2 separate regions of the Homo sapiens genome follow, and region 1 is linked to region 2. The links are chromatin contacts, found by Hi-C in ENCODE. All regions are on one chromosome and are shown on one strand. The core of a region is the stretch at or near the end of the contact, and the rest is flanking DNA. Distances in the headings are between cores, read along the strand shown.

What was found. A loop is a pair of places that touch in the nucleus more often than their neighbours do. Pooled maps may share reads with other maps.
Region 1: a loop to region 2 is called in a map of CD8-positive, alpha-beta T cell, with 24 times the contacts of the local background. The contact joins the promoter of TIGD2 here to the promoter of CDS1 in region 2. A Hi-C loop is called at or near these places in 2 of 168 maps with a recorded cell type or tissue (CD8-positive, alpha-beta T cell and naive thymus-derived CD4-positive, alpha-beta T cell) and 7 of 50 pooled maps.

What each region holds. Positions count from the first base shown.
Region 1 is chr4:89,110,192-89,114,450 of GRCh38, forward strand. TIGD2 (tigger transposable element derived 2) reads left to right here and starts at 1,342. Exons shown (of 2, transcript NM_145715.3): 1 at 1,342-1,692; 2 at 1,876-4,259. The coding sequence starts at 2,784. RefSeq lists enhancers at 850-959, 990-1,069 and a silencer at 1,150-1,599.
Region 2 is chr4:84,579,967-84,584,511 of GRCh38, forward strand. CDS1 (CDP-diacylglycerol synthase 1) reads left to right here and starts at 3,161. Exons shown (of 13, transcript NM_001263.4): 1 at 3,161-3,552. The coding sequence starts at 3,436. It overlaps LOC102723338 (a long non-coding RNA gene), which reads right to left and starts at 2,255. Exons shown (of 8, transcript XR_007058460.1): 1 at 1,583-2,255. RefSeq lists silencers at 2,768-2,977, 3,018-3,117 and an enhancer at 2,954-3,907.

The sequences.
Region 1 (4,259 bases), core at 92-2,591, 4.5 Mb after region 2:
CAGGCAACCAGGACTTCCAGAAAGGGACTGGCTTGTTGGAAGCCAAATGGAAGGCAGGGAAGAGGGGAGGTCTAAAAGCAGGTATTCTCCAAAAGCCACTTACAACCTCACAACATAACTAGATCAAAGAATTTCTGTCATGCCAGATAGTGGAAGGCTGCTATGTTGAGAAAGGCAATTGAGCAGTTTTGGCGGCGGAGTCAAACAGAAGGCTTAGAATCAACATCTGTTTTCTACAGTATGCTCGCTTTGATTTCCATCTCCAAGTTTCTGAAATTCCAGAAACAGTATATGGCCTTGTCAAAGAAATGACGAATTACTATGTTACTTTGTGTTAACGAAAAGGTTACATTTATGTTCATATGGAAGAGATAATTCACTGAAGAATTTCCAATTTTTCAAACTGACACGCACACACAAGACGGAAAGGAAGGCAGCCTGACCGCGTTTCCCAGGAAACAGGTGGTGCAAGGTGGAGGTGCACCACTCTCTCCTCCAGGAAGGCGGTGACCCTTCCGCAGATGTCTCCGTTGGAAACAAATAAAGGGAGTATCAGTCAAAGCGCAATTCCCCGATTCCACTTGAGAAGCCCCGGGCGTCGAGGCACGGCAGGAAATTTACCACGACGCCTCCCACTGGCTCAAGGGTCTCCCAGGTGCTGTCGATTTTGCAAAGGGTCCGTCTCTACAGCGACTGTGACGAGTTTCGGAGCATCAGCACCGGGGAGCGCTGACCCGACACTCGGCTCTACCGCAGCCCGCCGCGCCTCGGCACCCTGGGCTTGTCCGGCTGGGTGTTGCCGAGCGAACGCCCCAGCTCCTGCCCGGAACCCACGTCCGCCGGCTCCTACCGTGCCTCATGATCCTCGCTCGGGCTAGCACTTTCCACGCGCGCTGACTCTGGGCTCCGACACCTGGACCGCCTCCGCAAGGCGGCGCGGCTGCTGTTTGTAAACACGCCCCACGTGCGCTCGCCCTGCCCCATTCGCAGCCCGCTCCCGGCACGCGAGGATCCTCCGCTTTCCCCCCAGCACTGGGGGGGTGAGATTTTAAAATTTCCCCCTAGGGAGAAAAGAGCCTCGTCGGCAGAGCCGGGCCACTGGGAAAAGCGCCAGGACAAGGCGAGCGTGTGCCTCCCCCTGCCGGCCAGGGAGGCACTGCGGCCCCGAAACGGCCAGGCGGTGAGTGGAACCCACGCAGCGCCTAGAGACGCACCCCTGCCGGGCCCCCGCCCCTCCCGCCCGCTCGCCGGAGTCCCCTCCCCCGGGCCGCGTGCGCTCACCCGCGCAGGCCCCGCCCCCTCGCCGGCACAACGTTCTGCGGGGGCGCGCGCGTGCTCTCTAATCCCCCGCCTTCCGGCTCCGGCGGCGACGCTCGTCCCTCTCCGCTCGTCCCTCGCCGCTGCCGGGCCACCAGTGCCAGCCTGCCTCAGGAGACTCCATTTGCGCTTAGTGTGGTCTGGGCGCCGCGCAGGCGGTCCCAGGGCGATGCCCGGGGCCGGCGGACTGGCGTTCCCTGTGCCAAGCGGCCGCCCGCTGGCTGGCTGGCTGCAGCAGTGACATCCTGGTCGCCGGCGTCCAGGCGGAATCCGGGCTCCCTCCGCGGGAGGAAAGACGTCCCGCGCTCTGAAGCTCGCCCAGCGGGGAGAGGCCCTCGCTAACACGGCTTCTCCCTGACCTCTTAATTTCAGGAGGTAGGCTCTTCAGGTCCCTCTCTCTGTCACCCCAGATTATGCCTGAAAGCATTATTTGTCGTATTTAGCTATCACATTGATAGGAGGCGTTAATTTTCTCAACATAGTTGCAGGATAAATGTGGATAATGCCACAGATCCTGATGTTGAATTGAAAGAAAATGTTTTTGGTATTTTCCTTTAGGTTTCGGAGCCTCCGAGTATCTCTACAGCCCCCACAGGAACTGCTTCTGTTGGTCCATCGAGGATCGTCTTTCACCAGGATTATTGTAACATCATCTTCACCGAGCCTGCCACCCCATAGCCTCTACCTTGGGTCCTCATTTCCACCGATGCAGTTTTTTTGATGCTTTCTTTAGTAATGTGACATCACATGTCCACTATCCTCCTTTCCAGCTGCCAAATCTAGTAGGTTTAAGTCGCTTTTAAAGTAGAGTTTTCTGCCTGTTCCACTTTCACCTTATTTGCACTGTTCACTTCTGTCCGGGTCATCTTCTCTTGCGTATGATTTCCACAAGCACTCACTTGCGCAACCTATAGCAGAGTCCGTGCCTAGAGAGACAGCATTCCATACAATCCACTGCTTGACAAAGACCACATAGTCAGAGGGTGAGTTTTCCCATTGTATTTTCCTGTATGTCAAGTTTGCAAGTCCTCTCTTGACTTAAACTGTTTACTCCCTAGCACATTTCCTAAAATACTTCCACCTGAGATTTAGTGGCTATTCTGGCAAAGAACATTACCTGCAAGGATGGCAAGAATTGAGTATGCAATAGTACTGTTTTAGAAGCCTTACCAGTACAGTTTCTAGCCTCTAGTGTGATTGCACTTCATGAAAGACCCTGAACCCTGAGGAGGAAGAAAGATAGAAGATAAGAGTTAATTGGCGCTAGGCTTTGTTGTAGGAAGTTTGTAAGTTTTAAAATAGCAAGTAGATTCACGTAGACCTTGTCAGGAAATTGGTCACTATCCATCTAGGCCCTAGAAGTGAGAGGAGGAATCTTACGAACTCATTTTCTAGTTGCTTTGTATTCAAATCTTAGTTGTTAATTATCTTGTTCTAGTAATCACCTAAAATATTAGACACTTAAAATGTTGGGGAAACGTAAGCGTGTGGTGTTGACAATTAAGGACAAGCTTGACATTATTAAGAAACTTGAGGAAGGCATCTCTTTCAAAAAACTTTCCGTGGTGTACGGAATTGGTGAATCCACAGTTCGTGATATTAAAAAGAACAAAGAAAGGATTATAAACTATGCAAACAGTTCAGATCCTACCAGTGGAGTATCCAAACGTAAATCTATGAAGTCATCAACATACGAGGAGCTTGATAGAGTTATGATAGAGTGGTTTAACCAACAGAAAACAGATGGGATTCCAGTGTCCGGAACGATTTGTGCAAAACAAGCCAAGTTCTTTTTTGATGCTTTGGGAATGGAAGGTGATTTTAATGCATCGTCAGGCTGGCTAACTCGATTTAAGCAGCGCCATGGTATTCCAAAGGCTGCTGGTAAAGGAACAAAATTAAAAGGAGATGAAACTGCTGCCAGAGAATTTTGTGGTAGCTTTCAGGAATTTGTTGAAAAAGAGAATCTACAACCAGAGCAAATTTATGGTGCTGATCAAACTGGATTGTTTTGGAAATGTCTACCATCAAGGACATTAACTCTTGAAACTGACCAAAGTACTTCTGGGTGTAGGTCAAGCAGAGAGAGAATCATCATTATGTGTTGCGCAAATGCCACAGGTTTACACAAACTTAATCTTTGTGTTGTGGGGAAGGCCAAAAAGCCCCGAGCATTCAAAGGCACTGACCTTTCAAACCTTCCTGTGACATATTACAGTCAAAAAGGTGCATGGATAGAACAGTCTGTTTTCAGACAGTGGTTTGAAAAGTACTTTGTGCCACAGGTACAGAAGCATTTGAAATCCAAGGGACTTTTAGAAAAAGCAGTGCTTCTTTTAGATTTCCCCCCAGCACGTCCAAATGAAGAAATGTTGAGTTCAGATGATGGCAGAATAATTGTGAAGTATTTGCCACCAAATGTCACAAGTCTGATTCAACCAATGAGCCAGGGAGTTCTAGCCACTGTAAAAAGATACTATCGAGCAGGACTTCTCCAGAAATACATGGATGAAGGAAATGACCCAAAAATATTTTGGAAGAACTTGACAGTGTTGGATGCAATTTATGAAGTGTCAAGAGCTTGGAACATGGTAAAATCAAGTACCATAACCAAAGCATGGAAAAAACTTTTCCCTGGCAATGAAGAGAATTCAGGTATGAACATTGATGAAGGAGCCATTTTAGCAGCTAATTTAGCAACAGTTTTACAGAACACAGAAGAATGTGAACATGTTGACATTGAGAATATTGATCAGTGGTTCGACTCTCGGAGCAGTGACTCAAGCTGTCAGGTGCTGACTGACAGTGAAAGTGCTGAGGACCAGACCAAGGCTGCTGAGCAAAAGCCTTCCAGTAAGAGTAGAAAAACAGAACTGAATCCAGAGAAGCATATTAGCCATAAAGCGGCACTTGAATGGACTGAAAATTTACTGGATTATCTT
Region 2 (4,545 bases), core at 1,911-4,410:
GGGGTCACAGAGGCCTCGAACTCCCAGGCCCAAGCAATCCACCCGCCTCAGCTTTCCAAGTAGCTGGGACTACAGGCACACGCCACCATGCCCAGCTAATTTTTAAATTTTTGTGTAGAGATGGGGTCTCCATATGTTGCCCAGGCTGGTCTTGAACTTCTGGGCTCAAGAGACATTCATGCATCAGCCTCCTAAAGTGCTGGAATTACAGATGTGAGCCACCACGCCCGGCTGGAAAATCTTAAAATCAATCCAAGAAGTGCTGGCTGGGTTGTACTACGTGATTAGGCCCATGCATATGCTTAGGGTTTCCATGAAGCCCTTCAGCAGGATAAATACAAGAAAAATTAACAGGTAAAGCCTTAGAAACCATTACACGCCAGATTTTGTGTTACCAAACACAAATACAATAAATTTAGAGAACATAAGTTCCCTGAATGAAAACGAAAGATAAAAATAAAAAAGAAAGAAAAAGGAAAAATTAGAAAAAAGACATAGAAAAAGTCTGAGAACACAGAGTTCCGTAAGCCAGTTGTGGTTGAGTATATTGTACAGTATCTTAAGTAAAATAAAGTCATTACTACAACCACTTTTAATAAGTATTAAAATCAACTTCTCTCTGATATAAAGTGAAAATGAAGAAAAGTGTCTATGTAAGTCTAAAATAGACTTTAAATGAAGAAACCATAAATACTATACATTCATGGGTTGCATAACAATGTTTCAGTCAACAATGGACCACATATACCACTGTAGCCTATAAGATTATAATACCATATTTTTATAGTACCTTTTCTATGTTTAGATACACAAATACTTACCATTGTGTTACAGTTGTCTAAGTAATAGGCTATACCATGTAGCCTGGGTGTGCAGTAGGCTATGCCATCTAGGTTTAGTATACCCTGTGATGTTGCCCAATGATGCATTTCTAAGAATGTATCCCCACTGTTAAACAACATATGACTGTATAAATTTCCCTTGTTGTGCTATACCTTTGCCATCCCATCATTTCTTCATTCACCTCTTCAGCAAACATTGTTACCTATAGAAGGGTGGTTTTTGGCACTGTGGAAAGAGCTAGACCTGTAAAGATGAATAAGCCAGTTTCTGCTGTCTGGACTCAGTCTATTCACTCAACTAGTGGTAATAGCTATAATGAAGAAGATTGAAAGAAATTGCTCTCTTAGCTAAAACACAAGAAGGAGCAGAGCTTAAGGAAGGTGAGGTAAGTAGAACCTCACATTCTATTTTGGCAGTCTTTGCATTGGTCCCACTTTTCCTGGGTTGGGGAATACTGTTTCTTCTATCACGCACTACTGTCCTCTGTTGTTCCCCTCTGTCACTCCTCTCACTCTCTTTTTTCCTCCTGCAGCAAAGGGAAAAAGTCAAAGAGGCCATGAGAGGACTAGGCAAAGGGGAAACAGGAAGTTGTTCAGGTACCTTGTGTAGTAGGTCTCCTTTTCTTGGACCATGGGGGAAAGCAAAGGCTGGATTCTGATCGTCTAAGAGCTAAAAGGGACCACAGAGGCCATCCTTACTATCCGTTTACAGCTGAGGACACTGAGGGTTAATAACTTACCAAGGCCATGCAATTAGTGGCATTGGCAGCACTAGAACTCAGGCTTCTTGACTTCCAGAGAGTTAGAATGGAGCACTTCTAATCCTTTATGCAGGGTAGGGTAGTAGCCAGAGATGGAAACCCTACTACTGGCTTCAGCCATTATTCTGATTATCTTCTTCACTATCAAGCACTCCTTCATTTCCGATCCTCCAAACAATTGGACAATTTATTAATGTAGTCACCCCATAGTTCTCTGTTCAGTAGGGACTTATTTTCAAATCTTCTCTGTCATTTCAGTTATCCACCCCATAAGGAACAAATTATGGTTTCTCGACATCCTTTTGAAAACGTGCAACCCAAACTAACCGCACAGCTTCAAAGATCTGTTTGGTGAGGTAAAATGATGTCTTTGTGTTCTGCTTTTCAATGCATCCTAATTTGACTTTTGGTTTTGCTCATTTGTTAGTAAATTTTCAACACTTTACTTACTTTTACCGTGTCAGTAAAGACCTTGAGGAATTTACATAGTTGATCTATTTCTATAAGGGTGCTCTCCTGAACCTTGTCCTGTGTGAAGGCCCGCCTTTTTTCTTTTTTCTCTTTGTTTCTCTCTTTTTTTCATTTGTTAGCTTGTCAGTAATGACCGGGTGGCGGATACATGTCAAGAAAACTAATCACCTTCTAACAGGATTAAGACTAGAATTAATGCAGATCTTGTGCCCTTCCTGTTCCCGCTTTGGCAGCCCAAGGTCCACCACTGCTCAGAGACTAGCTGGAGGGCAACGGCGTCCCATAGCATCTCACACTGTGTTGGGATCCTAGGTGGTGACCTTTGTGAGATTCAGTACTGAGTTTCTGGGAGACGGCGCTGCGGTTGTGATCGGAATTGTTGGCCGACGCACCTCTGGACGCCCAGTGAGGCAAAAGCATCTCCTGTTTTCAAGGTGATGACACTGGGCTGGAATGCCGCGGGGCCAACCAGTCCGTCCTGCCAGACAAGTTTCTGGTCCAGTGAGCCTCCGACCCGCCGCGCGTGTCAAGCTGACAAGGCCGGGGAGGCGTTTGAAGCAGCAGTGTTGAGCGCTGTTAACATTTAGCGGGCGTCTTTGAGTAGCTCCTCCAGCCCTCGCAGCGGCCCAGGGACTAGCCTGCAAGTTCTCAACGCTCACTTCCAGCCCGCGCTGGCCCCGCCTCCGCCTCCCAGCTCCTCAGCCTCCTCCCGCCCCACCGCTCCCACCTTTTCTCAGGCCCCCACCTGCCAGCACGCAGAGGCGGGGGCGGGGTCGCGGGCCGGGCTCCTGACGTCACCTCACGGGGAGGCGGGGCTGTGGGAACCGCAGTGCAGCGCAGAGGGGCGGGGCCTGCGGCGCGAGACCTGGTGCGGGAGGCCCGGGCAGGGAGAAGTGTGCGGGGCCGGGACAAGCCGGCTCCGAGTCCGGCTCCGGGGGGCGGGGCGGGAGGGGCCTGCGCGGCGGCGGGAGCCCAGAGCCGCGCTAAAGCGGGTCAAGCGTCCTCCTTTTCTCCCCGCCCCTTCTCCTCCTCCTACCTGGGCCTCTGCGTGGAGACGCGCACCTGGCAACCGGAGGCCGCGTCTCCGCCTTCTCTGCTCGCGCCTGGCGCCCGGAGCCTGCCCGGGACCTCCGCCGGAGCCGCGCTCGCTGCAGGCGGCCTCGAGCGCTCTCTCGTTGATGCCGTTTTGGAGGTGACCGGCGCGGCGGCCGCTCTATGGTGGGGCCGCGTTAGTGGCTGCGGCTCCGCGGGACTCCAGGGCGCGGCTGCGAGGTGGCGGGGCGCCCCGCCTGCAGAACCCTGCTTGCAGCTCAGGTTTCGGGGTGCTTGAGGAGGCCGCCACGGCAGCGCGGGAGCGGAAGATGTTGGAGCTGAGGCACCGGGGAAGCTGCCCCGGCCCCAGGGAAGCGGTGTCGCCGCCACACCGCGAGGGAGAGGCGGCCGGCGGCGACCACGAAACCGAGAGCACCAGCGACAAAGTAAGTGGAGCCGAGAGAGGCGGACGCCGCGCCCTGGCTGGGTCCTGGTTGGAAGCGGGACACTTGAGAGCAAGGGTGGGGCCCGTCCAGCGTCAGGTGAGGCTGCACGCTGCCGGTGCACCTTCCTCCCTGCCTGGCACTGCTTCCTCCTTCTCCAGAGGGGGTCGGGACCCGGGATCCCAGTGGCGGTGAGGTTCCCAGGATGACCGCGGCCGCTGCCCGGGAGAAATGGGCCACTCAACCCGGCTTACAGTTTAGCTTCATCCTCTTCCGGTCCCTTCTTCAGGATCTGGGGCCGACGCTGGAATCAGGAGGGAACCTGTCCTCCTAGGGGCTGCAGTGCAGTTAGTAGCTGCCACCTCACCTCTCTTTTCAGTAGAGGGAACAAAGTTAGTAAGGACTAGAGACGTGCCACCGTCGGCTGTATCATTTCATCGGATCCTGACGCGGGAGGCTTGGCTTCTCGCGCTGCCCCATATGCACTTACATTTTCTCCATCCTTTTTCAGTATGATAGATTTTGGAGGTTTTAGAGTATCATGCACGTGACATAATAGTAATCTTCCAGCTTCTTTTGAGTACACGACAGACAGTGCAATTCTTCTGTCTACCAGTAGATTTCATATAACCCGACGTTAATTCATGAAGACTTTTCACTTCCTTTTCTATAGATTACTCTTCTTTCACATTTAAGAATAAGTAGATGCGATATTACTATCTGTTTAAAGCTAGAAAAGGAATTCGGGCGTGTTTGGTAATATAGTGGTGCAAGTAAGAACTTGTGAAGAAATGCAGTTTTATGATCTTATGGACTGGATGGTTTGGGAAATTGGACCAGAGAATAGATTGTTGTATCAAACCGTCTGTTTAGAAAATTCCATTTTATTTGAGAAACCCAAAACACGTAAACTGTTTCTAGAAGCATACTTTGGAAGCAGGCATTGCAGTTTGAATTACAGAAGTGAGGTGGATTGCCCAAGGTCAAGTTCGTGGC